7 separate regions of the Homo sapiens genome follow, and all the other regions are linked to region 2. A link is a contact called in ENCODE Hi-C or POLR2A ChIA-PET data. All regions are on one chromosome and are shown on one strand. The core of a region is the stretch at or near the end of the contact, and the rest is flanking DNA. Distances in the headings are between cores, read along the strand shown. Region 1 holds the start of ZNF608 (zinc finger protein 608). Region 2 overlaps GRAMD2B (GRAM domain containing 2B). Region 3 has its middle 140 kb from the start of LINC01170. Region 4 has its middle 170 kb from the start of ZNF608. Region 5 overlaps ZNF608 (zinc finger protein 608). Region 6 has its middle 260 kb from the start of ZNF608. Region 7 overlaps ZNF608 (zinc finger protein 608).

Evidence for each region. Hi-C counts contacts between places; a loop is a spot of excess contacts on that map. ChIA-PET counts read pairs that join two places held with the same protein, here RNA polymerase II (POLR2A). Pooled maps may share reads with other maps.
Region 1: a pooled map shows a loop between it and region 2 (4-fold over the local background). The contact joins the promoter of ZNF608 here to the enhancer-like site in region 2. A Hi-C loop is called at or near these places in 3 of 37 single-sample maps with no recorded cell type and 3 of 50 pooled maps.
Region 3: a pooled map shows a loop between it and region 2 (12-fold over the local background). The contact joins two enhancer-like sites. A Hi-C loop is called at or near these places in 1 of 37 single-sample maps with no recorded cell type and 6 of 50 pooled maps. POLR2A ChIA-PET finds 5 or more read pairs at or near these places in 1 of 52 experiments (activated CD4-positive, alpha-beta T cell).
Region 4: a loop to region 2 is called in a pooled map, with 3 times the contacts of the local background. The contact joins two enhancer-like sites. A Hi-C loop is called at or near these places in 3 of 37 single-sample maps with no recorded cell type and 6 of 50 pooled maps.
Region 5: a loop to region 2 is called in a map with no recorded cell type, with 5 times the contacts of the local background. The contact joins two enhancer-like sites. A Hi-C loop is called at or near these places in 5 of 37 single-sample maps with no recorded cell type and 8 of 50 pooled maps. POLR2A ChIA-PET finds 5 or more read pairs at or near these places in 1 of 52 experiments (activated CD4-positive, alpha-beta T cell).
Region 6: a loop to region 2 is called in a map with no recorded cell type, with 4 times the contacts of the local background. The contact joins two enhancer-like sites. A Hi-C loop is called at or near these places in 3 of 37 single-sample maps with no recorded cell type and 2 of 50 pooled maps.
Region 7: a map with no recorded cell type shows a loop between it and region 2 (5-fold over the local background). The contact joins two enhancer-like sites. A Hi-C loop is called at or near these places in 2 of 37 single-sample maps with no recorded cell type and 2 of 50 pooled maps.

Annotation. Positions count from the first base shown.
Region 1 is chr5:124,745,207-124,747,906 of GRCh38, forward strand. It overlaps ZNF608 (zinc finger protein 608), which reads right to left and starts at 1,433. Exons shown (of 10, transcript NM_020747.3): 1 at 989-1,433. RefSeq lists enhancers at 1,674-2,672, 2,366-2,545, 2,673-2,700.
Region 2 is chr5:126,445,318-126,448,017 of GRCh38, forward strand. All of the region lies in intron 1 of GRAMD2B (GRAM domain containing 2B), which reads left to right. Among named protein-coding and RNA genes, the nearest start is that of GRAMD2B, 23 kb to the left of the region's middle. RefSeq lists an enhancer at 1-708. Within about 2 kb of position 1,359, at least 10 of the 41 ENCODE cell types and tissues checked have a DNase peak (open chromatin) inside an H3K27ac peak, as active enhancers do.
Region 3 is chr5:124,580,175-124,582,874 of GRCh38, forward strand. No RefSeq gene overlaps it. Among named protein-coding and RNA genes, the nearest start is that of LINC01170, 140 kb to the left of the region's middle. Within about 2 kb of position 1,442, at least 4 of the 41 ENCODE cell types and tissues checked have a DNase peak (open chromatin) inside an H3K27ac peak, as active enhancers do.
Region 4 is chr5:124,919,878-124,922,577 of GRCh38, forward strand. No RefSeq gene overlaps it. Among named protein-coding and RNA genes, the nearest start is that of ZNF608, 170 kb to the left of the region's middle. RefSeq lists an enhancer at 1,539-1,628. Within about 2 kb of position 1,339, at least 3 of the 41 ENCODE cell types and tissues checked have a DNase peak (open chromatin) inside an H3K27ac peak, as active enhancers do.
Region 5 is chr5:124,654,017-124,656,716 of GRCh38, forward strand. All of the region lies in intron 3 of ZNF608 (zinc finger protein 608), which reads right to left. Among named protein-coding and RNA genes, the nearest start is that of ZNF608, 91 kb to the right of the region's middle. Within about 2 kb of position 1,420, at least 19 of the 41 ENCODE cell types and tissues checked have a DNase peak (open chromatin) inside an H3K27ac peak, as active enhancers do.
Region 6 is chr5:125,004,952-125,007,651 of GRCh38, forward strand. No RefSeq gene overlaps it. Among named protein-coding and RNA genes, the nearest start is that of ZNF608, 260 kb to the left of the region's middle. RefSeq lists a silencer at 1,621-1,670. Within about 2 kb of position 1,365, at least 3 of the 41 ENCODE cell types and tissues checked have a DNase peak (open chromatin) inside an H3K27ac peak, as active enhancers do.
Region 7 is chr5:124,704,802-124,707,501 of GRCh38, forward strand. All of the region lies in intron 2 of ZNF608 (zinc finger protein 608), which reads right to left. Among named protein-coding and RNA genes, the nearest start is that of ZNF608, 40 kb to the right of the region's middle. Within about 2 kb of position 1,435, at least 9 of the 41 ENCODE cell types and tissues checked have a DNase peak (open chromatin) inside an H3K27ac peak, as active enhancers do.

The DNA of each region.
Region 1 (2,700 bases), core at 183-2,682, 1.7 Mb before region 2:
GTCTGGGTGTTACCAGAATAAAAAACGATTAGTATTGGGGAATCAGTAAAGGGGACAGGGAAGGATGGAGAGTAAGGTGGCTCATGTATTGTCCTCACAGTCCAATATCAGGTTTAAAGGAAAATAACCAAACCCGAAAAATAAACCTATGACAGTAAGCATCTTACGGTAGCTAAAAAGAAAATCCCTTTATCAACAACACAAGGATAATCACCTTTTTAAAAGCATTAAATTATCTTAAGGATCTGATTCAAGTCCAGAAAGGTTTTTGTGTTCTTTTTTAAAGTTTAGGATTTCAGTCTGGCACATGTGATATCTCAACCCCAGAAACACAGCCTGAACACTCAGACAAGAAGGAAGAACACAGCTTTAAACATCCCTAAACATGTCCTAGATCTTGCAATTTAGAAGACCAGACCCTGGAAGTTCTGAGGCTAGTTTTCAGAATAGAATGTTGCTAAATTTTCCTTATTTCTAATTTAGGTTTCAGTACTTCTTTTTACAAATTGTCTGGGCAATCTGTTTTTTGTTCCTAGTAAGGAACAGAAAAAACAACCAATAACTGCCCCCAACACACACACATACCTCCCTCCTATCCTCTTTTCCCAAACAGCTTCTACAATTTCTTTTTTGAAATATGCATGTCTTTTAAGAGCATTTCTCTCTAGAAAAGACAGTGTTATATAAAAAGTTAAATACCTGCCTTTTGAGAAAAAAATACATTTAAACAATTCTACCATATTCCTAGGTCAGAGAATTGCTCACTCTCTTAAATACGGTGCTACTGACTGTACAGAAAACTGATTAAGACATACACTTTAAGTGATCTGCGCCAAGGTGGCCTCAATGACCGCAAATGAGTGTGTTTGACAAAGAGCAGTTAAAACGGTTTTTAAAGGGATCAGCCCCTTTTTAACAGTTGATTGTCAAGAAAAAAATAAATAAATATACATACACACACACATACACACACACAGACATTGCTTACCTTTTAATCCTTTATCATTTTTTAATTAGGCCAGCAAATCAAAATGCCTTTCCCACTCCACTCGGCAAACAAGCCTGTGCCTCATTTTACTTAAACACCAAATGATCAAGAAGGAAGAAACCAAATAACACATCTCAGCCAGAATAATCACTCGATAACATTATTCCACCTCCCCACCCCCCTTTTGGCAAACGAATCAGTCCTTTTCTCCTTAAAAAAAATGTGTCACTGTACAGCTGGAAAATAATGTTTCACATTCACAACAGAAGCACCAAAGGTTTTTTTTTCCTCTTAACAAGCATCGAGAATAATAGTTTTTTAAAAAACAGAGAGTTTAGAGAAAAAAGTTTTCCCAACTTCTCATTCCGCCTTCAGTTCCAGACTTCAGAGTCACCGTGATCAGTAATGATCCCATGTAGCAAACCTACAGGCGTCCGCTAGTAACGAGACAGAATGTGCTAACATCGGGATAAATTAGTGAAAGGGAAGAAAGAATAAGAAGAAAGGACTGAAAATCTGGGCTGGATTCCGCCTGTTAGTCGGGAAGTGGCATTTTTCCGCCCGTCCTGACAGATTTGATTTCTTGAACTAACTTAAGAGAAAAGGAGGGGGGGAGTAGAGGGAGGAGGAGGAGAAGAAAGGGTGGGATGAGAAACTGGGCAAGAGGAGAAAAAGAAAGGTGTGGAGGAGGAGACAGCAGATGATTCAGTGAGCTGATAAACCAGTTATAACAGCATTCGCTCGGGGCGGGGGGCGGGGGGCTTGGGGCGGTGGGGTGGGGAAAATAACGGCGTTTAAAATGGGCTCAGTCTTCGAAACCTAAAGGATGTGATGTTTTCCTGTCTTATGTTGTTTTAAGAAAAAGGAACTGAGTTCCTAGTATAGCTCCCGAGGGGAGTGGAATCCTCTGTCGCTCAGGTCAGCCAGTCATGTGGTAATTCGATAATTAGAGTCAAAATAAGGTTTTTGTTTTCTTTTTTTTTTTTTTTAAGGCGACCCTTTTCGGGAGTTTTTCCCTCTTATACTCGCAGCAAACGGTGTGTCTCCCTTTTATTTATTTTTTCTCTCCTCTCCCTTCGCCCAGCCCCTCCTGTGTTTAGTCAGATGGCCCCGGAGCTTGGCTTAGTATTTTTAATTAGCTGGCGTTTGGAAGCTAAAAGCAGTAATGAATTGTTGATGGATTGGAAGTGGAGAGTCGCTTTGCTGGAAATGTCGGGGCTGGGAGAGGGGGATGGGCGAGTTAGTAACAACCAACCATCTAAAAGGAGCGATTTTGTTACAGTGCAAGCCTTTCACATCACGTGAGGATCAAGGGCTCAATTGGTTGTCGTGAGAACAAAAATGGTGACAAGCGTATCAAGAAAATACTGATCTGGTCTTTAAAAAAAAAAAAGCTGAAAGTCTCTCCCCTCCCCCTGCACACACTCCCCCAACCTCCTCCCCCCGCCCCCCCGCAGTGGGCGAAGCTACAAGTTATGAATGTGAAACATTTCTCGGAGATCTAGGATCTCCGAAGTTCGGAAGGAGCGAAATGTAATGAGCACAAGAGCAAAGCAGATGTTTTAAAGAAACACTTTATAAACCTTTCCTCAACTTATCTCCAATTTGTCGGCTTTCCCAAGGGGCCAGGGACGGGGACGCCTGGGGGAGGGAGAAGGGTATCTCCGAGCTACTTGGATTTTAGGGACCCCCACTTCATGTATTAAACAAAG
Region 2 (2,700 bases), core at 109-2,608:
TGTAAAAGTGTTCCTTTTTCTCTGCAGCCTTGCCAGCATCTGTTTTTTCTTCACTTTTTAATAATCGCCATTCACTGGTGTGAGATGGTATCTCATTGTGGTTTTGATTTGTATTTCTCTAATGATCAGTGATGTTGAGCTTTTTTTCATATGAAAAATCCAGACAATCTTGAGGGCCAGCACAGCCTGAGGACTTGCTGACACAAAGTATTGACGGGCCAGAGGAAGTGGGCAGCCTGGATATCACATCACCCCATGTCTGCTGCTGCTCAGGTTTCTCTCACTGTCTCTTGGGTATGTGGTGGGGAGTGGGGGGTGAGGAGGGGGTGGGAGGGCAGATTAAAGAGAAGCAGCTGCAGCCTGAGGCACAGACAGGATGCAGAGTGACTCCATCATCCCACCTAGAGTCATGGACACCACCCACTTTGATACATTCTGTTCACAACCATAATTCCTTTCATGCTGATTCGTGTCATTGGGAATCTCTCTTCTTCAGCTTCAAGAGAGCCGAATCTGACTCAGGTGTTGAGATTGGGGAATGGCATTTCCATTTCTTCCTCTCTCCAGTATAGCCAGAGCAGGAAGGGCAAGAGAAAAGGGGTCCTGGTACCTGGTGATGTCAAAGTAGGCAGCTCCTACTGCTGTGCTAGCAAGAGCCATGTGGACTAGTGTGAGAACAGGAACTCTCCCAAGTCCCCTACTGGGTAACCAGATACCCAACAGTGTGCCTAGAGATGCTTTAGTCCACTCCAATCCTAAATACTACTACATTGTGCTAATAGTTTCCCTGAAAAACAGCCATATTTCACTCATTTTTTTAAAAATCAATTACAATTTTTAGCCTTAAGGTTTGATATTGGTATTGTGTTTATTTTTTCAAAGAATCTTTATCTTGTAGAGTTATACACTGCAATAGTTACAGATGAAAAGATAGTGTGGTCTGGGATTTGTCTCAAAACCAGTAGGAGGTAGGAGTGGTGGGCTACAGGTATATAGATGAAACAAGATTGCCTTGTTTATACTATTCTATCTACTTTGTACCTGTTTTCTATGTTATAAAATGTTCATAGTAAGTGGTTTAAACTTCAAAAATCATTTCTGAAAATAAGTGGATACCCTTATTTACTCAGCTGTGCTATAAATTTCATATTAACCCCCCAAAACTAGACCAGTCTGAGTGTTTCTAATAAAATCCAGCAGTAACCGTGACTGATTTTAAAACATTCACTGCTTCTCTTATCTACAATGCCTAGCTTCATTAGTCATGTAGAAAATGTTTACATTCCCCAAGCTTTTAAAAATTAAAAAAAAAAAAAAAAAAAACCTATGTGTTCTCAATTTGAGTAAGGTGTGACGGAGAGCAGCTCTGTGACACAGGCTGAGGGAGGAGGATTTGGTGTGGAGGCGAGGAAACTGGGGCCCTTACTAAGACACTGAAATATGATAAACATCCTTATGAAGATGCCACTCCCAGAAACTGGGACTTGAGCTACTCTTAGGAAGCCACAGACCATGGAATACAGATTCTTCTCCTGGAAACTTCTCCATTTCCAAGAAGGCATAAAATGAAGGAAAGCAATCCTCTTTCCTTTCCGTTTCTTGGAATCTAATATCTAAGCATTACCCTTTACACTCTAGCAAAGTAAAGCAAACTAAGGCATGACGGCCCCTCCCAGCAGTAATTATGAGATCATTTGGCCTCAGTAACTAGGCAGACTCCACTACCTTTCACCTAGTTTCGTGGGAAGAAATGGTAAAGCTCCCTCGATGGAAATGTTCCTTCTTTCGCCATAACCTTCACAGGATCCATCTGTCTAATCTTTGTCTGAAGGAATTGGAAGGGCAGGCGGTTGCCTCACCAAAAGCACCCTCAGTACTTTAGTCTACTGAATTATGGGGGGTTGTTCCAGAAGAGGATCCAAACCCCAGCAGAAAACTCCTGGCCTTTCCCATGCCAGTTTTCCCAAGCCCAGGAATTCCAAGTGAAGTACATCCATTCCTATTGCTATTTATACTGTCTGGTGTAGCCAAAATGGGCCCTGGGCTAGAAATCAGAAAGCCTAGGCCGGGCGCAGTGGCTCACGCCTGTAATCCCAGCACTTTGGGAGGCCAAGGCGGGCAGATCATGAGGTCAGAAGATTGAGACCATCCTCGATAACACGGTGAAACCCCGTCTCTACTAAAAAAATACAAAAAATTAGCCGGGCGTGGTGGCGGGCGCCTGTAGTCCCAGCTACTCAGGAGGCTGAGGCAGGAGAATGGCGTGAACCCGGGAGGCGGAGCTTGCAGTGAGCCGAGATCGTGCCACTGCACTCCAGCCTGGGCGACAGAGCAAGACTCCGTCTCAAAAAAAGAAAAAAAAAAAAAAAGAAAGAGATCAGAAAGCCTGGCCTTTAGAGCTGATTTAAGGAACATGAAGTCCTTAAGGTAAATGAATTGAACCTTTTTGTGGGGATACAGAGATGTGAAAAGACCAGGATCCTGCCCTCCAGAGGCATATGGTCAAAGCAGGGCAAAGACAAGTAAACAGTAGCCCATTTATAATTTTTTTTTTTTTTAAAAAATAGTCTCACTCTGTTGCCCAGTTTGGAGCACAGTGTGGCATGATCTCGGCTTACTGCAACCTCCGCCTCCCAGGTTCAAGCAATTCTTCTGCCTCAGCCTCCCAAGTAGGTGGGATTACAGGCATGCACCACCACA
Region 3 (2,700 bases), core at 192-2,691, 1.9 Mb before region 2:
TTTTCTTTTTGGAGACAGGGTCTTGCTCTGTTGCCCAGGCTCAAGTGCAGTGACTCGATCTCGGCTCACTGCAACCTCCACCTCCTGGGTTCAAGCAATTCTCCTGCCTCAGCCTCCCAGTTAGCTGGGATTACAGGTGTGTGCCACCACACCTGGCTAATTTTTGCATTTTTTAGTAGAGATGGGGTTTCGTCCTGTTGGCCAGGCTGGTCTTGAACTCCTGACCTCAGGTGATCCACCCACCTCAGCCTCCCAAAGTGCTAGGATTAGGATTACAGGCATGAGCCACCCACACCCGGCTTTTTTTTTTTTCTTTTTTTTTTTTTTTTGAGACAGGGTCTTACTTTGTCATCCATGCTGGAGTGCAATGGCACAAACACAGCTCACTGCAGCCTTGACCTCCTGGGCTCAAGCAATCCTCCCACCTCAATCTCCCGAGTAACTGGGACTACAGATGTGTACCACCACACCCAGCTAATCTTAAAATTTTTGTAGAGACAGGGTCTTGCTATGTTGCCCAGTCTGGTCTCGAACTCCTGGCCTTAAGTGATCCTTCTGCCTCGGCCTCCCAAAGGGCTGGGATTACAGGCGTGAGCAACCATGTCCAGCTTTTAACAAGATTCACGGTGGATTTTATCGTTTCCACAATGGACAATGATTCCTGTTTGCCTTCTAGCTGAGAAAGTTAGGGGTAGCAAATCATTCTTAACTAGGGTGACCAACTTGTCCCAGTTTGAGAAATCCTGGATCCCAAATCTCCCCTCAGTCTTCAGGACAGTTGGTCACCCTTTAACTGCAATGACTTGCCTGATACTCAATCTCCTCCCCTCCCCTTCCCCAAAGCTCAGCTTCACCTGGGCTCATCCTGGCCCTTCCCCTTGAGGTGCTTTTCCAGCTTGAGAGAACCTCAGAAGAAGGCATAGCGAGCCCCTGTCCCATCAGGCAGCCTTTCCCAGCGGGGCAGGCAGGGCTTTTCTGAAGCCAAGCAGGGTGCCCCGGGCCTCATTTGCATGGCAATGCCCTTTCAGCAGTGCAGTGATTTCGTTGCTGGGCTGGTCTCTGAGCTCTGGGAACAAACGGAAAGGTTTGTGTGCGCTTGTGAATGCATGCCATTCTCTTTGCTTTGCTTTGCTATCTGTCACCTCAAATGGTGAGGGTTAGACAAACAGTTCCTTGAACTGTTTAAAGGAAAACTACCCCTGCCTAAACAAGGCAGACTTGGATTTTCTCATCCCAGGGATAATGATAAAGAGATTGGACTTTGGCCTGTGAATCCACATTCAGTGCCTATAGAGGGATTGAAAGTGAATTCACTTTTTCTTAAAAGTGGCCACCAAATTAAATAGAGAAAAGGCTTTGTTTAGGTTTGGGTTTGTGTTTCAGCTCCTCACAAGCCAGGCTTTCATGCATTCTGACTGTCCAGGTCAGCAACCAGAATGTGCCTGGCTCCACAGCTGGGCCTCTGCACGGCTTGTCTGGCTAAGTCCAGGCGCGCATATTATCCTATCCAAGCATCAGTAGGTATTCAGAGCAGACAATTAGTTCTTTGAAATCAACTGGAAAGCCAGCATTCCTGTGCTCCAGTGGGGAGGAGGGGGAGAAGAGGGCAACTTTTAGACTATTAAAACATCCATCATACAGCCCTTTGCTATCAGGGGCACCTCACAGGAAAGCAAAGGCGACAAAGCAAAGAGTATTAAACAGCTGCTTGTTCGTGATTCTGCTATGTCTCTAAAACCTCTCTGGCTCCTGCACTCCAAGCCCCAGTTGAATGGAAGAGAAGTGTCCTGTGCATCAACGTGTTCTTCAGGACACTTGTTCTTCTCTGCACTGACCAGGAATTTTCAATGCCGCCATGCAAGAATGGCGCTTTACTTAAAGACACTGCATTATGTTAAGCAGACAGTCTGTCATTACTTAGCAGCCACACTATACTGTGGATGCAGTCCTGTTGTTTTTATTAAAGGGGTTGTCAGGATCTATAATTCACACATCATTAACCGCTTCATTAAGAAGACAGCAGCCCTGTGGGCCCTAAACTTGTAGCAGTTTGAAGACAAAGCAAGTAAACACTCTCCTTAACTGAGCCAGAGAGGCGACCCCCACAACCCCCCACTGGTGGGAGTGTCTGAAGAAGTGCTGTTTTCTAGGAAGAAAGTTTTTTCAAACTCTGGAGCATAAATGTGCAAAACATATTCACTTAAAACTGATTTGATTTAAGTTAAAAGCATTACTTTGCAATGAGCTGCGCAATCCCACATCATTCATCAAAACCAAGCCATCACGGGCCGCAATGTGTGGTTACTTAAGCATTTTCATATGCCCTAGACTTTTTTTAATGGAACAAAAAGCAAGACCATGAAATACACAGAAGGGAAAACATCAAAAAATTTGTACATGGCCCATGACATTGGTATTCCTCTAACATGGATTTTACTAAGCATCACTTATATAAACAATGGCGCCAAATCCTGTTTTCTTTCATAATGCATGTTTTCTCAGCAGTAGTACTGCAGATCTTGAAATACAATATGGGGGCTCTAGTTTCCCAGTGAAATCATATGGTTGGTGTATTTCCTCAAAATAAGCTTGCCATATGGAACCAGCCCTGGAACAGGCCCAGATCAAACAGAAGTAGCTAAAGATCCTGCACCTCTTGAACCAGCCAACACAGCCAGTGAGAAGACCAGTCAGCCTTAA
Region 4 (2,700 bases), core at 89-2,588, 1.5 Mb before region 2:
CTCTGCAACACTTTAAAAAGAGACAGGACAAAAGAAGAATGCATGTTCTATATGCACATTTCTTTGCAGCCCTCTGATGAAGTACCTCAAAAGCTAAGCTCCCATCAATCCTGGAGAGATAGAATCAGCAGAGCATAGTGGCAGAATGAATGGTTTAAAAGGAACAGCAGCGACCAAAGAACTTTTTATGCAGAGAAACCCCAAATCTGGGGCAAAGCCCTCCTGTTCATTTTATCTCACACAAGGTAGGTAGTGCTGCCTGTCAAGGTAATGCATTACTACACTATTTGGAAAAACTACAGTTCTAATTAGATGAGCAAATAAATGTTCATTTCAATTTATTAATATAGCTGTAGGCCTTGTTACAATTTATCTCCCGGTTTTGAGACCAATCCATCTCGAGCTGGGAATCATTGTGGTGAAGTAACGGGTTTTAATAATGGATACAGGCAGTGAATTATTCAGGCAGAAGGGAGCAAGCCTTGATGCCTTCACTCACTTCTTTAATTAACTGTGAGATGCTGACGAGTCTGGGCTGTCTCGAGGCTTTCTAAGTTTGTCTGCATCAGAACTGTGAATTTTTCTTGGGCCATAGATATGTTGTGCTTTCAGGTCTATGCATAGCCAAGAAGTGACACCAGCTATCATATTCTCATTTTGTCTTCTTATATTCTCAATTCTGTGTCTGCTTAAATATTATTTTCCTGCAACTTCTTGAGCAACGAACATTTTTCTTGACAAAATGAACATCTTTGCTCTACTGCACTTCTGGATAAGACTTCAACACATGAAAATCCAAGATATTTCAATTCTCATATAAGTTTGGGAACTAATCAATAAACCACAAAATCCAGTTCTAGTCACTTCAGTCCATTTAGCTTGTTTTAAAGCCATTTATTTTCATGGCTTAGAAATAAATAAGCTGCTAGAAAAGAATTTTTCCTCTCCATTTGACATAGCATCAAACAAATAAACAAAACTAAAACTCTTACTAAAGGCAGGTTCCATTATTTGTGGAGCTTTGCAGTCTGCCCAAGTGGTTTCTGTAAACAAAACCTTTTAGGGCTTGTCACTAAACAAATGGCAGAATATGGCTGTGTACGTTGAATTTTCTTCTTTGCCTAACACAGATCTTCTAAGTAGAAAGTGCATCTAGCTCACAGTCTTTGCTCCAGTGTTAATCAATGGTTTTTGCTGTGAACACATTAATAACATGCTTAGATAATTGATTCCCCTTAATCTGGACGTTCTACTTTGCTATTACCTGTGACCATGAAAGTTAAAAGAAAAGTGCACATAAGCTGTTTGACAGCAATTTATTTATGCTGTGACAAGATAGTTCCTCTTTCAATTTTGTCACATCAGAGAGAAAGTAAGAATCTGGGGGAGGTCTGAGCTCACCACTTCTTGGTAGAAATTGAATCACTTTTTTCTATAAATCAAAAGTCATGTTAAAAGCTCTGTGAAGTAAACAATGATGTATATGAATTAGCAGCACAACCATAGTCAATACAAATCAAAGTGGCTTTATGAAGGTATTGATGTTTTCAGCTCTTCCTAAGGTTGAATACATTTAAGCGTTTATTCCCCAGGGCATTGTTGATCCAGATGAATGTATTCACTTTGAAACGAGACCATAGTCGCCGCTAGAGACAAAACTACATACACTGACCCAGATACGGTTCTTCCCCAGACCAAGTGACCCCAGCTGCAGCCGGAGTGCTCACAGTAAACTGAAATTACATGAATGACACCCAGGGAAAGACGCTTGTATTATAAAGAGGCTACATTTCTATTTGGTTTACTGATGTATTAATTTTTCAAAGTTTGGAATCTCTTCAAATACAAGGTAAATGCATTTTCTAAGAATTTGGCCCAGTGGCACTCGTCTGGATGTGATAACCTGTTTTTCCTGTATCATGATTTAACTTAAACTACTCTTGTAAGTGACTGATTCTGTATCTTCAAGTTACATTCATACATCCTGTGACTGGATATTGACGAATTCAGTAGGTGCCACAGGCATATCTTGCTTGTCTGAAAGGAAAGTTAATTTTATACTAAGATGCCACCATTAAAATAGATAATGAAAGCATTGTTAGGATTTACCAGATTAGCTAAAGCAACAAAACATCAGATTGTAACTAGATGACCTCGGGGAAAAACACAGGATGTATATTTCCACAAAACATCCCGCATCATTTGACATATTCAAAGTAAAGGTAAGCCATGTATTTTGGCCTTTATGTTGTTCACAGAAGAGTTCTTTGCACACTGGATATACATTGGAATTCATCTTCCTTTTCTTCTTAGTATGTTAGAATATCTATGTCTTCAAAAGGGTCAGCCTCAAATGAGTGAGCCAAAGGCACTTACATGCAGACCAGTACTTATTAGAAAGAACTGAGAAATGAAACATAAACTGATAAGTGAGTGCAAGTCATTCATCTTTTTAAAGCCCATAAAAAGAGAATTGTAAATTAAAATGTCTACAATAGGTTCAACACCTCTCTCTCAGCCCCTCCCTTTCCTTTGTCATGCTACAGCATTCAAGTGTGGGAATGTTTCTCTGAAACGTGTAAATCACACATTTAGTCATGCCATACCCAGGAGCACCGTACCGGGAGGAACGGGGAGGAAGGCCAAGGAAATTAAATATGAGTCCAGCAGTTTGTTAATGAAACATTTACACAAGCAGTT
Region 5 (2,700 bases), core at 170-2,669, 1.8 Mb before region 2:
TAAAAAGTTGTTCCTTGTGTTAAACTAAATTTGTCTTTGAATACCTTGGTCCTGGCTGAGCCTCCTGATACCCTGCAGATGCAGTCCACCCATCATCCACTCAACAGCCTTTCATCCAGGCAAGGATAATGACCATGTTGGCATTCTCCCCACCTCCTGCTCACTGTCTTTTTCCTATTTTTTTTTAATGAGATGGGCTCTCAGTATGTTGCCCAGGGTGGTCTTGAACTCCTGGCCTCAAGCAATCCTCCCCCGTCAGCCTCCCAAAATGCTGGGATTACAGTGTGACCCACCACACCCAGCCTCTATGTCTTCTTTACTCTCCAGCCTAGACAAGTTTCTTCAACCGTTCTTCATGTCACATTTTTAATTCCCCTAAAAGAAACCTTGAAGATGCCTTAGTCCAAATCCCTAGGGAAAGTTAAAGTTCCTAATGAATTAGAAGCAAATGGAGACAAATGCAAAGGTTCTCACTTCTGTGAATCCTTGCCCTAGACACACGCATACCAGGCACACTGCCAAAAGACAGCCATTCTCTCCTGGATCCCCACAGCACTGCATACACAGTTCTTGCCCTGATGGAAACGTACGAGCCATGTTTCCCTCCCCTTTCTGAGCTCACAACTAGACTCCTTCTCAGCCTCCCTATCAGTCCGATGCAGCCATGTGACTGAGTCCTACAGAAAGCAAGTGAGAGAACTGATGAATGTGGGCCACTTCCAGGCCTGGCCCATAAGAACCTCTCATCCCTTTCTGTCTGGCTGCAATGGAAATGGCTATTGTGATCTCGAAGTCCTCAGGATAAAGGTGGCAGAGTCTCCTTCATCTGGGACCCTGAATGACAAGGAGAACTTCCCAGGTCTGAACTTAAGGCTATTTGTCCTACCGTAATACATGGCCCCCATAATATTTTACTCTGCTTGTATACACAGTATGCCTAACTCTTCCAACTAGATGACACTCCTTGAAAATAGGAGCAGTGTCTGCACCCACAACCCCTGGCGGCACAGTGGCTACCTAATAGTGAGAATTCATTAAACACCTAGGAACTAACTACACGAGGACTGACGAGAGAGAGAGTCTAGACTGAATCCTACTCAGTGACTTCCTTTTATTACTACCATACTTTTTCAATAAGCATAATCTCCCACTAGTTTTATAGATGATAGACATTCTCTGTGGAGAGGCTTTGCTCCCAAGATGTTATAAATGTGGTTTATGAATTATTATTTCTGGTATTTGTGAAGCTGTTTCCTCAAGAACGGGGCAAATGCCTGATTTCCCAGTGGATTGACATAATTCTGTTTGTATTGAGTTTAAAGACTGCTTCAGAGTCTTTAAAGTGCCTCATCCCCGGGACAGAAGTCTTTGCCAAGCATCGCAAATGCTGAGTTTGGAATCAGACAGAAGTTTTTTTGAACTCTCTCAGACTACCACATCTGGATGCATTTGATGTGCATCCAGGCAGAAAACAGAAACCTCATTCGAATAACACCAAATGGTAACCCATTCATGCCATATGCCTTTAAAAAAGAAAGTTTACACATTTCTTTCCTTTTATATATTTTTTTCTAGTGAAACATTGGTGACAAAATGTCACAATATGCTGATTTCATGAGTACAGGATAAAATTCATATATTTCAGATATCATATTACCCTCCATTTTTACACAACGTGACTATTGTGCAAGGTATGATTTATCACCATTTCTTTGTTCAGGACTCCCTCCCCCCATTATTATGTTGTCGTCACTCTGTGGTATTCAATACTGGTACTTTGTAAAGGCTGAATCTTGTATAGCACAAGCTTCGCTGTTCCAGCCTCGGAGCTTATAACCTTCAGACAGATCCTTCTTCAAATATAATTATTTGGGAAAATTTAAAATGTACAACTAAGGTTGCTCATAAAATACCTGCCAGCCAAAAATCAGAGGGACTTTCCCATTACCTGTGCCAAGTATATATAGAGCACTAGGACAGGAAAAGTAAGTGTTGTCACATGACCATAAAATGCAGTATGTTTTTTTTTTAAAGAGCCCTACCGCTGGGCTGAATGTTTGAAGAGTCACTTTAAACACATCCTGTAATCAAACCATCTGGAACACAGTGCTGCGATTAGTCACCCTGAACATAGGGCTTTATCTGAACAAATAGTGTATGGCAATGGAGCTTGGGAGATAGGGCAGTACTAACAAAAGGAAGTGTAATGAAACACTTTATGCCCTAGTGTGCCGCCACCCCAGTCATAAACCCCAGAGACACACTGCTCTGGTGTTAATGTACTACTTTATGAAAGCACAGTGAGCTTAAAGATTAAAGGACTGAAGGGCTAAAAATTGCTGGTTTGGATAGATCTTCTCTGTCAGCGGCTGGAATATGTTGGCATCACTCTATCTGCGTTAATTATAACCTCTCAGATGACAGTTGAGCATTCCTATTAGGGTTTGGTGTTATTTTCAGGGCATTAGGAACAGGGTTTGTTTATGGGAGGGTAGTTACGATTCTTGGTTTGCCAGAGGTTAATCTGAACACAGACTTGTTTTTGGTTCATCTAAACCCAATCCACATACAACGACAACAAAAAATGAAACCTTAAGCAATAACAAAAGCAATGGAAAAATGCTGTTCTACTCTGCATTTTAAAACATGATAATCTTTCTTACTTGACTGTACTTATCTCTTTCAAAAGTACATTTGGTC
Region 6 (2,700 bases), core at 115-2,614, 1.4 Mb before region 2:
TTCTACCTGAAATTGCTTGTAAGTCACATTACATTCTAAATCCATTTCCCCTCAAACCATGCTGAGGGTATAACATTTACTCTCTGTCATTAATGTTCTTTTCTGTAAGACATACCAATATGAATTGTAACACAATGAAACAATTAATCTTTCTTGGGCAATTTTAATGATTCTATAATTATAGAAAACTATAGAAAATCATGTTTTCCCGTTTATCAACTCAGATACTCAGTGACATTTCAATGCCAAAGACAAAAAAAAAAAAAAAAAAAAAAAAGGCGGGGTGGGGGGGGGAAGGGGAGAATCTCCTGTATTTTCATTTTAAGAGTATCATACTAACGGAAATCTATAAACTAAACATAGATAGTGTCACAAATGCAAACTGACACATGGCATAACTGGTGGCTGTGCAAAAATCCAGCCGGAAAAGTACTAAAATAGGCTAATTTCATTTCTGCCAGCTGCCTGCCTTTCCATTCTTTATCTCAGCTATTAGGTTTGAATAAATTTCATCTCCCACACTACAAGTAATGAGCAGGCAATGACTTATGAAGCACCGAGACCAAGTTAAGACAGAATTAGAATACAATTTTAATGAGACGGAGCTGAGAAAGTGGAAGTGTTACTCCTTTGACAGACTTGGCAAAATACCCAATATTATTTCAAATGCTCTTTCCTTTTTACAAAGAAACTGTCAAATATTAAAATAAAAATTATAAAAAATAAGACTGAGGAATTCTTTAGGGGCAGATTGTTAATGTGATTGTAAGCTAAAAATAGTTATTAGAGAAGTCATTTAAGGAAGAGAGCAAATGTGACTTCAATGTAAACATATTAAATATAAATACTCCTCTGAAAACAAACAACATGCTTTGGTTTCTCTGGGAAAAAAAAAAAGCAATTAACATTCAGGTAACATGCATCTCTTTGAAATGAGGTCCAGAAATTGTTGGGGGAATGGAGAGTAGACAAATATTTTCTTTGTTAGCACTTAATTGGAAGTCTATAAAATAATGTTATTATATGGCTTTGAAATACACTCAAAATAAACTGGTGTAAAAACAAGATAAACTCAAGCATGATTTTTTTTTAACATCCAACGTTCAGTACACCAGGTGGTGGGGGCAGTCCCCTGGAAGCATAAAGGGAAGTGGTCTTTGGCTAATAAGGAAGGTTTGCACCACAATAAAAGCATTTATTTTCACACTTAAAATCATGGGGAAGGTGTTCAATGGAAAAACCCAAATGCCACAAAATAACAAGAACAACTAAAATTGTTAAGGACTTCAAACTACCAAAACTAATGAAAGGGATTTTCCAGCCTGATGCCCCCACTCATATTAGGTAACGACGTCCCATCCTCCTTAGATGCCCTGTGCCTTCTCAGCTAAGCTGAGCTGAGGTCTGGGCCAAATTGAGCAGCACAGCAAGGCTACTTATACTCTACACTTTAAATTAATTCCTCCAAACATCCCCCAAACAGTTACTGGAGGCTTTTTTTCTCCCCCTCCCCCCACATACCCCTTACTGTTTCTGTCTTTCGTTTAGTGATTACTTCCTGTCGGTTTTTCTAGTGCCTAAAACATATGTGATTTGCTGCAGGCAGTCAGTATTTATAAGGAGAGCCTCACAGCAGGTGCCACTTACAAAAAAAGGCCCCTGTGAGCATGAGTGCACAAGTGTTATCCCATGACCCAAGGGTCATGCTGCTGTTCCTACACAATGTTTAGCAAAGGAAGGTTCTTTCCATCAACAACTGATAAACAGTATTCGTCTGATCGGCCAGATTTTTTATGAAATGATAAAGCGAATGAATATATCTATGCGTCTTTAAAAAGATACATGCATGCTTTCAAAATTATATGTAGCTATTCTGACTCTGCGGTCAACAAATGACCAGAAAAAAAAATCTAGTAATTTTTTAATGCTGATGGGTAATTTCACTCGGTGCCCCCAGTCTTCCATGCCCCAAATTCACTTCCTTGACTTTGAAGTCTGGGTCCCTTAAAGCTGTGAAATTTCCTGGATAACAAACAATGCTAAGAAAACTTTGTTTTGAGAAAATAGATTTGATAGCCATGGGACCTGTAAATGTAGTTTGCTTTTTACATCCAATAACAGTGACCAAAAAGGGGTGTGCTACCTTTTCCCATAAATGTTTCCATTCTTTAAACAGCATGTTAGAAATTCAGTTAAAGGGATTTAATGGAGCTAATTATAGTTGGTGAACCTCTCTAGCTTTCTTCTTGTTTTTCCCCCTGAGAGTTGTTCAGCATCACCCACTTGCAATGCAAGCTTTCCTTAGCCTGGATCTGTCCAGTGATGCTCCCTATTCCACGGGCCCCCATCAGCATATCTATTGTAACTTATTGTGAAAATCAGACCCAAGAAATCCAAAGAAAGCCCAAGGCAATACGGGGAGTTTTAAAACTGTTCTCCCAAGTATGATCAACAAATCACATTTTGGTGTATTTAAGGTAATCCTTTTGGGAGGCCTAATTAAGTTGGTAGGAAAATTATGTGATATCTATTTTATATTATAATATTATATAAAATATAGGTTATATATTCCAAGGTTATATATTATATAGGTTATATATTACAAGGTTTGTCATGTTTTATATATGAAACATGATACAAAATTGGAAGATGTATTTCCAATTCATGAAAGAATAATGAAAGAAGACAAAAGAATGAAGC
Region 7 (2,700 bases), core at 185-2,684, 1.7 Mb before region 2:
CCTAGCCCAACCTACTCAGTCGAGAGAAAACTGTGGCCCATATTTGTACAAGTGTAATAAGCTGTCTCTAGTGGCAGCCTAGGTACACATAAAACGATGGCATCCCACAAGCAGAAAATTGACAGGAGTTCAACATACACTGGGAAACAGAAGAAGGGTGGAAGGGAAGTAATTCAAAGAGTGTGGCCAATTCTTTCTGCTAGGTAAGAATTTCCCCCCAAAAGGTTTCAGTTCTCTTGTGTATCTCAGTGTCAAACGTGAAGTCACATGTATCATATGTAAAGGAGGATTTTAAAGCATTTTCAGTAGTTATTTTTGCCTTATACAAAAGATCAACTCCACTGCACCCTGGTTTCTCAGGTCAGTGATCCATACACTGAACCATAATTTCTTCAGCCAATGAAGGTCATTAAGGCAGAGGGTGGCAACAGTTTCCACAAGGACTCCCTCCAGTGAGGAGGCAGCATACCAGGACTTGAACCTCTGGTTCTGTTAGCAGACAGAATTGGGTTCAAATGCTGACCCTGTCAGTACTTGCTGTGTGGAACCCTGAGCAAGTTACCGCGCTTCTCTTCTCTAAGACTCAGTGTCTAGTTCTAAGAAATGGGAGTAATAATAACAATTACCCCCACAAGCGTTGCAGTGAAGACTCAGTGAGATAATCCGTGCAAAGTGAATGCTCAGCATAGTGCTTAGGTCAGTAAACACTGGCTTAAAAGTCCCTGGTCTGATATTATAGTTCCCTAACCCTGCACCCAACCTTCCAAAGCTCCTTTTTATATCCTACTATATTTAACATAAATCTATAATCCCCTCCAAATGCATGGTTAAGTGCAATTAAAGTATGTTAAAAATACAAGAAAGGGGGCTTAACCTTGAGAAGCTCAGCCTGGGGAAATACTGCTTCTTTCATACACTGACATCTGGCAGCAGTCAACTGGCTTAACCCACCTCCATTTTACAATTTTATGGCAATGATGGGATCACCATGAAGGCCCTGATGAGTCCCGTACTACTACAGAATCTCCTCCTCCTAATCTCTAGTTGCAGCTTTTTCTCATGCACTGCTGCCCTAACAGTCAGCTCACCTCAACTCTTATCACACATCCACCCAATAATTACTACACACCTGCCATTTGCCAGGCACCGTGCAACCTGCTAGAACAAGAGTGGCCCAAACAGACCAGGTCCCTGCCCTTCTGGACTGACTGTGTAGTGGGCAAGACTGTGACACTGGTCAGATAATCATACAAATATAGCAAAATTACAAGGATAATTGTAGAACTACAACCAAAGGAACTTTCATGGTGGCCTGAGAGCAAAAAGTAGCGTGTTAATGGAAGACAGGGTGGGGCAGGGATCTGTCTTCACTGGGGGTTGGAATCCAGCTCTACTGTTAGCTACAAAACCTTAAGCAAGTAGTTTGATCGCTCTGGGGAATCAGTGCCTTCATCTGTAAAACGGAAATAACATCTGGCTCATGTGACTACTACAGAAGATCATACAAATAACTTTAGCTCAGGGCCTGGTAGAAGGTAGCACTCAATAAACAGGGGCTATTGCTATTGTCAATATTAGTATCATTATTACAAATATATCTGAGACCTGAAATCGATAGGTGGTTTGGCCCTATGGGACCAAATGCTAGTATTTGCTACATTCAAAGGCAATTCACAAGAGGCAACAACAAATCCCTTTCTGAGGGGAGAAACACTAATATAGTTCTAATCAGATATTCCTCATTTAAAAATCAGTGGGGGATTATTAGTCTAATAATACTAACAACTGGAATAAAATATCAGAATAGAGAACTGGCCTGTTTTAGCAATGGTTTCTTTGTCAAAGCTCTTTTCTGTCATCTTGATAGGACACTGATGTAACCTATTAGAACCCAAAAAAAGAGGAAAGCAGGAAAGCAGCCATCTCCACTGGAAAAAAAAGACCCATAAGTCTAACAGCTGGTGGTGGCAGCCTGTCAAACCGAGGAAAGTTAATGTCAAGAACAGACGCGCGGCAGTCTCTCACTGTTATTTTTGCATGATTATTCCCAGGTGTTAGTGCATGCTGAGCAGTAGCCTGGCTATTTATCACGCGAGAGAGCCTAAGAGCATGGGAGGGGGAGCAGGGAGGCTGAAGGGAGGCAGGGAAGAAAAGGTTATTTACACAGAGAGCGGCACTTAGTGTGTGTAATCAGAGGGCTGGGTTGGGGGCGGGCAATCTGCAGGGAAACCCTGGCAATATTTTCTCCGTTCACCTTCTTTCAAGGGCTTCCTGAGTGCTGATGGGCAAGGAAGGATCCAAAGCTGGAGTGTTGGTGGGGACAGCTTTTCATCACTGGGGCATTTCACTGTGTTGGTCAGTGATGCTTTCAGTACCAGGAAACCGACAGCCAGTGAGGATAGGTGGCCAGGGTAGGGCTGGAGAGTGCTCCCTCGAGCACTCCTGCTCCACCCAGACCCAACAAAGAGACATTCAGGTGGCTCTGCTGCCAGGTAGAAGGAGAAGGCGAAACCCAGGACTGCCGAGAAGCAAGCCTCCAGAAGGCAGAGAGATTCCCTCCTTTACCTGGGATCAGGTCTAAACCCTGACAGGGAAGCTTGCCACAGCTTTCTCACGTCTATTGCCAAAAATATCCACACCGATCCTGCTATTAACCCCTCAATCCCGGGATCACCAACAACCAGAGGGGGAATGGTGTTT